Regions from separate parts of the Homo sapiens genome. Here region 1 is linked to region 2. The links are chromatin loops, found by intact Hi-C in ENCODE. Cell type or tissue: Caco-2. All regions are shown on one strand. Each heading gives the region's core, and the rest is flanking DNA. Links, peaks and the distances in the headings are about the cores only.

Region 1 (2,903 bases), core at 176-2,675, 120 kb before region 2:
AGCCACCATGCCCGGCCAGTATACCTGTTTTCCCTATTGGCTAGAAGGTCCTGCATTTTAACTTCTAGCTGGAGGATAGGCAAAAATAATACCTGGGGACCCTCTGAAGTTAATGGGGGAACGCCTGAGTCATCTCCTCCCATGGCTGGGACATGGCGGGTAGTGTCAGCACACTTGTAGCCCTTCCTGCAGGAAGGATCCTGAACTGAATTGCCAGCTTGTGGCTAGGGGCAGACTGGGAGGTAGAGGGACAAAAGCTGGAACCACTTCTGGGGAGCAATGGGAGCCCAGGATGACCTGCCGGGAGGATGCCTTGAGCTCCCCACCCCATGGCTGGGTGTTGAGGTGTCAACAATGAATGATCTGCTCCTGGGAGAAGCTGTGGGGGGACCTGTGGCTCCCCTTCTGGGGAAAGGAATACACTGAGCCACAACCCCATAGCTGGGAGTGTGCAGGCAAACAGAGCCGAGTTCCTGGACGGCGGTCCTCAACCCAGACCCCATAGTTGGAGAGTGGGGGAAACAAGACCTGGGACCCCTCCTGCATCAGGGGCAGAGGAACCCTTAGATTGCCTCCAGGGGAAGGAGCCCCCTGAATTCCCATCTCTTAACTGGAAGGTGGGAGGAGAAATCACTTAAGTCTTTCCTGAGTTCCCAGGGGTGAGGGCAGGTGGACCCCTGGATCACCTCCAGGGAAAGGAGCTTCCAGAACTGCAGACCCCAAGACTGGAGGGGCAAGGGAACAATCGCTGGGACCCTTCCTAGGGTCCTGGGGGAAGAGGGAACCCCTAGGTCCCCCTTTTGAGGACAGGGCCTCCTGAACTCCAGACCCCAGGCGGGAGGTGGGAACAATACCTCGAATCAGGAGGGGAGGGGGTCCTGGATCGCCTCCTAGGGAGGGGGCGTCCTGAGCTCCAGACCCCAGAGCTGGCGGGCGCCCCCCACCCCGCCCGATTGAAGGCTCCCAACCTCCTGGCCCTTTCCCCCCGGGCCCCAGCGGCGGGATGGGTGCGCTAGGCCGGAGCTGGCCGCAGAGTCCCCTCCCCATCGCTCCCGCGACCCCCGCTCGCCTGGGCCAGGGCCGGCGGCGCGCAGGGCGGGGGACGATTAGAGGTCGCCCCGGGCTGCGCCCCGCGCCTGGAGCTCCCCCGCCCGCCCGCCCCCCACCCAGCCCCCCGCCCCGGCCCCAGCCCGCTCGCAGGGACACTCACCCGGCGCCCCTCGCCCCTGCCCGGCCCGCCGCGCCCGCGCCGGCCGCCGGCTCCCCCCGGGCCCGCAGGAAGCCCCCCGCCCGCCAGCCCCGCCGGCGGCCCCCTCGGCCCAGCGGCCCCGCCAGGCGCTCCCGGGGAGCGAGAGGGGCCGGCCGAGGGCCGCAGCGGGAGCTGCTGGGACTTGTAGTTCGCCCGCGCCCGCCGCGGCCGTCGCCATCGCTGCCCCCGCCCCCCGGGCAGGCCTTTGTCCCCGGCCAGGCCACCCCGACCGCGCGGCCGCGCCTTTGTCTGCACCGTGCCCCGCCCGCACGCAGCCCTGGCCCCATCCCTAGTCTCCTCCTGGGCCTGTCTCAGTCCCTCTGTGGCCCTGGCCCTATCTCTTTCTCTCCATCCCTGTCCCTCTCTCTGTCTCTCTCCGTCCCTATCTCTCTATCTCTGTTCATTCTCTGTCTCTGTCCCTGTCTTCCCATCTCTGTTCCTTTCTCTGTGTCTCTGTCCCCATCTCTTTCTCTGTGTTCCAATCTCTTTGCCTCTGTTGCTTTCTCTGCCTCTATCTCTCTCTGTGTCTGTCTGTCTCTCTCTCTCTGTCTCTGCCTCCTGCCCATGTCTCTGACTCTATCTTTGTTCGTAAAACTCTACACATGTTGTTCTTGGAGACTTGCAGCGCACATAGGCACAGCCAAGCCTCTCAGCTCTGCAATCTAAAAACATGTCTATTTTTGCTTAACCTGGCCTTCCTCCAATTTTTCCTTTTTGCATGGTGAAACCCGTCACCCTTTCTGGGTAACACCCGCCAAGGCACAGATTTGGGATATTCCTCCTCTAGTGTTTTCAGCCTCCTACCCAGATGGTGGGTCACCGCTGTCCCTGGAGGCCTCCAAGTGCTAGATGTGAGTGATGGTTTCCGGAGAACCCTACGCCGGGCCGGGAAGGGCTCGGGGCAAACTTTCCTTGGAGACACAGATCCCCGCTGCCAGCCAGGAGAGAGAGTGGAAATCAGCTCCTGATGGCTGGGCCGCGATGTTCTCCACTAAATATAAACAATGGTCACAGAATATAAACAATGATGAGGCAAGGCCACTCTGTGACCATGTCTGAACCAAGATAGAGACATGGGCCCTGTGCAACCACAAAAATGAGTTCTCATCCCCCTCTCCAAGTGAACACAAATGACTGCCACTTCTTACCGACGACAATTCCAACCCAACTGCCATCCTCCCACCTCTGAGACAAAAATCACTGAAATACCTAGTCAGCAAAGCGCTCCCAGGTTCCCGACAATACCACCCTAGTAATTCTCTGTAAAACCACCCAGTATAGGCTGGGTGCGGTAGCTCATGCCTGTAATCCCAGCACTTTGGGAGGCCAAGGCGGGTGGATCTTGAGGTCAGGAGTTTGAGACCAGCCTGGCCAGCATGGTGAAATCCTGTCTCTACTAAAAATACAAAGATTAGCCAGGCGTGGTGGCAGGCACCTGTAATCCCAGCTACTCGGGAGGCTGAGGCAGGAGAATTGCTTGAACCCAGGAGGTGGAGGTTGCAGTGAGCCGAGATTGCACCACTGCACTCCAGCCTGGGCAACAGAGCGAGACTCCGTCTCAAAAACAAAAACAAAACAAAAAATGCAAACCACCAAGTACAAGCCCAAATTCTATAAGATACTCCTCTGTCCCCATGTCCTCCTTATAGAGACA
Region 2 (2,903 bases), core at 244-2,743:
GTGTGAGCTGCTGTGCCCGGCCAATTTTTGTTTTCATTTTTGAGCTGAGACTTTCTCCAGACCAACTCCCTCTTTTCACTTTCTCTCCTCCTGAAACCCACCCATAAGAATGATGAACTGAGCCAGGTATGGTGGCTGATGCTTGTAGTCCCAGCTACTCAGGAGGCTAAGGCAGGAGGAACACTTTAACCCAGGAGTTTGCATTTAGCCTGGACAACACAGCAAGACCCTGTTTTTTTAAAAAAATAATAAGATGTCCTGGAATTAAATACTGATGACTGTTGCTTAACTCTGTGAATATCCTAAAACACACCAAATGGTACACTTTTAAAAGGTGAATTTTATGCTGTGCTAATTATATTTCAATAAAGCTGCTGTATTAAAAAAGTGACGTGAATTAAAAATGTAACCATCCACCATCCACAATGTGTTAAACGTGTACTGTTAGTGAAACCTTTAGAATATATATTTTTTCAATATATGACCATAAATCAGTGTATGAAGCCGTGCATGGTGACTCACATCTATAATACCAACACTTTGGGAGACAAAGGTAGGAGGATCGCTTGAGCCCATGAGTTTGAGACCAGCCTGGGCAACCCTATCTCTAACACACACACAAAAATACAAAAATTAATTGGGCGCGGTGGTACGCACCTATAGTCCTAGCTCCTTGGGAGGCTGAAGTGGGAGGATTGCTTGAGCCTAGGAGGTCGAGGCTGTAGTGAGCTGTGATCGTACCACTGCTCTCCAGCCCAGGTGATAAGAGCGAAACTCTGTCTCAAAAAAAAAAAAAAAAGGCGTGGTGGCTCACGCCTGTAATCCCAGCACTTTGGGAGGCGAAGTGGGCGGATCACGAGGTCAGGAAATCGAGACCATCCTGGCTAACACGGTGAAACCCAATCTCTACTAAAAATACAAAAAATTAGCCAGGCGTGGTGGCAGGCACCTGTAGTCCCAGCTACTCGGTAGGCTGAGGCAGGAGAATGGCGTGAACCCGGAGGTGGAGCTTGCAGTGGGCCAAGATCGCGCCACTGCACTCCAGGCTGGGGCACAGAGCAAAACTCTGTCTCAAAAAAAAAAAAGAAGGAAAAAAAAACATTAGTGTATCTACTGCTTTGAACATATTGAACATAATCAGACTAGAACTCTATACTCAGTTGAAACTATGAATCTATCTCTGACAAAAGCAGAGAAGCAAGCAAATTTAATTTAGTTCACATACAACTTAATTTGCATCACAAAAATGAGAACAACTGCTGTCACCGAATGCTCTCGGAGGACATTATTTTACCCAGTTTCCCTCCCTCACCCAGTCAGCCACAATCCTCCCCTCAAAAAATTCCTCCAGGCAGCTGCGAGGCTTCCACTGGTGCTGTTTTGCACCTAGAGAGAGGGTTTTCAAACACAGTAGTTCTTGACCGTCTCAGGGGGAAAGTAAAGTTTACCTAACAAATAACAAAGAAACAGCGATTGGCTGGACTTCATATAAGGTCTCTGGGCTTTTAAATGATTTTCAGAGAGGTGGCAGCAAAAATGTTTTGTAAGTCATAGAGTTTGAAGAGATAGAAACATGACCCAGGATGAGTGAGAATGAGGGAGATCTTGACACACGATCTGAGCTATGTTAAACATGTGCTAGGTAAACACCCAGGGAGGCACAGCCAGTCACCACGGCCCTGGCCCACAAAGGGCAATGGCCTTGAAGCCGTAATTGCTACTGTGTGACAAGAATGAAAATTATACTACAGCTATGCCAGAAACAATGTATGTGCTACTTCCCCTTTCAAAGTGGGGACATTCTCAAGTCGATTTAAGCAAGAAAGAGAGAAGGAACCAAAGAATCTCTTTTCTTTCTTTCTTTATTTTTTTTTTTTTTTTTGAGACAGAGTCTAGCTCTGTTGCCCAGGCTGGAGTGCAATGGCGTGATCTCGGCTCACTGCAACCTCTGCCTTGCGGGTTCAAGCGATTCTCCTGCCTCAGCCTCCCAAGTAGCTGGGATTACAGGCGCAGGCCACCACGCCCAGCTAATTTTTGTATTTCTTAGTAGAGATGGGGTTTCACCCTGTTGGCCAGGCTGGTCTCGAACTCCTGGCCTCTCTGCCCACCTCGACCTCCCAAGGTGTTGGGATTACAGGTGTGAGCCATGGTGCCCGGTCTCTTTTCTGCTTCTCTAAGGTATGCCATTTAAAAATGAAATATGACCGGGCGTGGTGGCTCATGCATGTAATCTCAGCTCTCTTGGAGGCCAAGGAGGGGATATTACCTGAGGTCAGGAGTTCGACATCAGCCTGGCCAACATGGCGAAACCCCGCCTCTACTAAAAATACAAAAAATTAGCTGGGCGTGGTGGCACACACCTGTAATCCCAGCTACTCGGGAGGCTGAGGCGAAATTGCTTAAACTTGGGAGGCGGAGGTTGTAGTGAGCCAAGATCACACCACTGCACTCCAGCCTGGGCGCCAGAGCGAGACCGTCTCAAAAAACAAAAGGAAAAAGAAAAAGGAAACACACTTTGAAGTATATATACACAGTGGCATGATTAAATCTAGCTTAGTAACAAATGCAGCACTTCGCATAGCTCTCATTTTTGTGGTGAAAGTGCTTAACATCCGCTCCTCTTGCATTTTTCAAGAATATGTCACGTTGCACATGATAAATACATACACTGTTATCTGTCAGTTAAAAAAACAAAAACAAAAACCACAGGCTGTGGCAGCTCACGCCTGTAATCCTAGCACTTTGGGAGGCCGAGGTGGGAGGATCGCTTGAGTCCAGGACTTCAAGACCAGCCTGGGCAACATAGCGAGACCCCACAAAAAAAATTTTTTTTTTTTTTTGAGATGGAATCTCGTTCTGTTGCCCAGGCTGGAGTGCAGTGGCACGATCTCGGCTCACTGCAA

The links. A loop is a pair of places that touch in the nucleus more often than their neighbours do. Peaks named below come from ENCODE experiments on the same cell type or tissue, not always from the same donor. Only the 100,000 strongest peaks of a DNase experiment are listed, where the experiment ranks them.
Region 1: a loop joins it to region 2, with 2.2 times the contacts of the local background. A loop is called at or near these places in 29 of 110 quality-filtered maps.

What each region holds. Positions count from the first base shown.
Region 1 is chr19:7,514,557-7,517,459 of GRCh38, reverse strand. ZNF358 (zinc finger protein 358) reads right to left here and starts at 1,357. Exons shown (of 2, transcript NM_018083.5): 1 at 1,211-1,357. All of the region lies in intron 2 of LOC105372261 (a long non-coding RNA gene), which reads left to right. RefSeq lists a silencer at 1,276-1,525. In Caco-2, for the core only: no CTCF peak of the experiment used is centred there; a DNase peak (open chromatin) is centred at 1,449; H3K4me3 peaks cover 1,328 bases.
Region 2 is chr19:7,397,670-7,400,572 of GRCh38, reverse strand. All of the region lies in intron 10 of ARHGEF18 (Rho/Rac guanine nucleotide exchange factor 18), which reads right to left. Among named protein-coding and RNA genes, the nearest start is that of ARHGEF18-AS1, 4.1 kb to the right of the region's middle. RefSeq lists silencers at 723-923, 2,583-2,783 and enhancers at 1,561-2,065, 2,066-2,571. In Caco-2, for the core only: no CTCF peak of the experiment used is centred there; DNase peaks (open chromatin) are centred at 1,339, 1,672 and 2,224.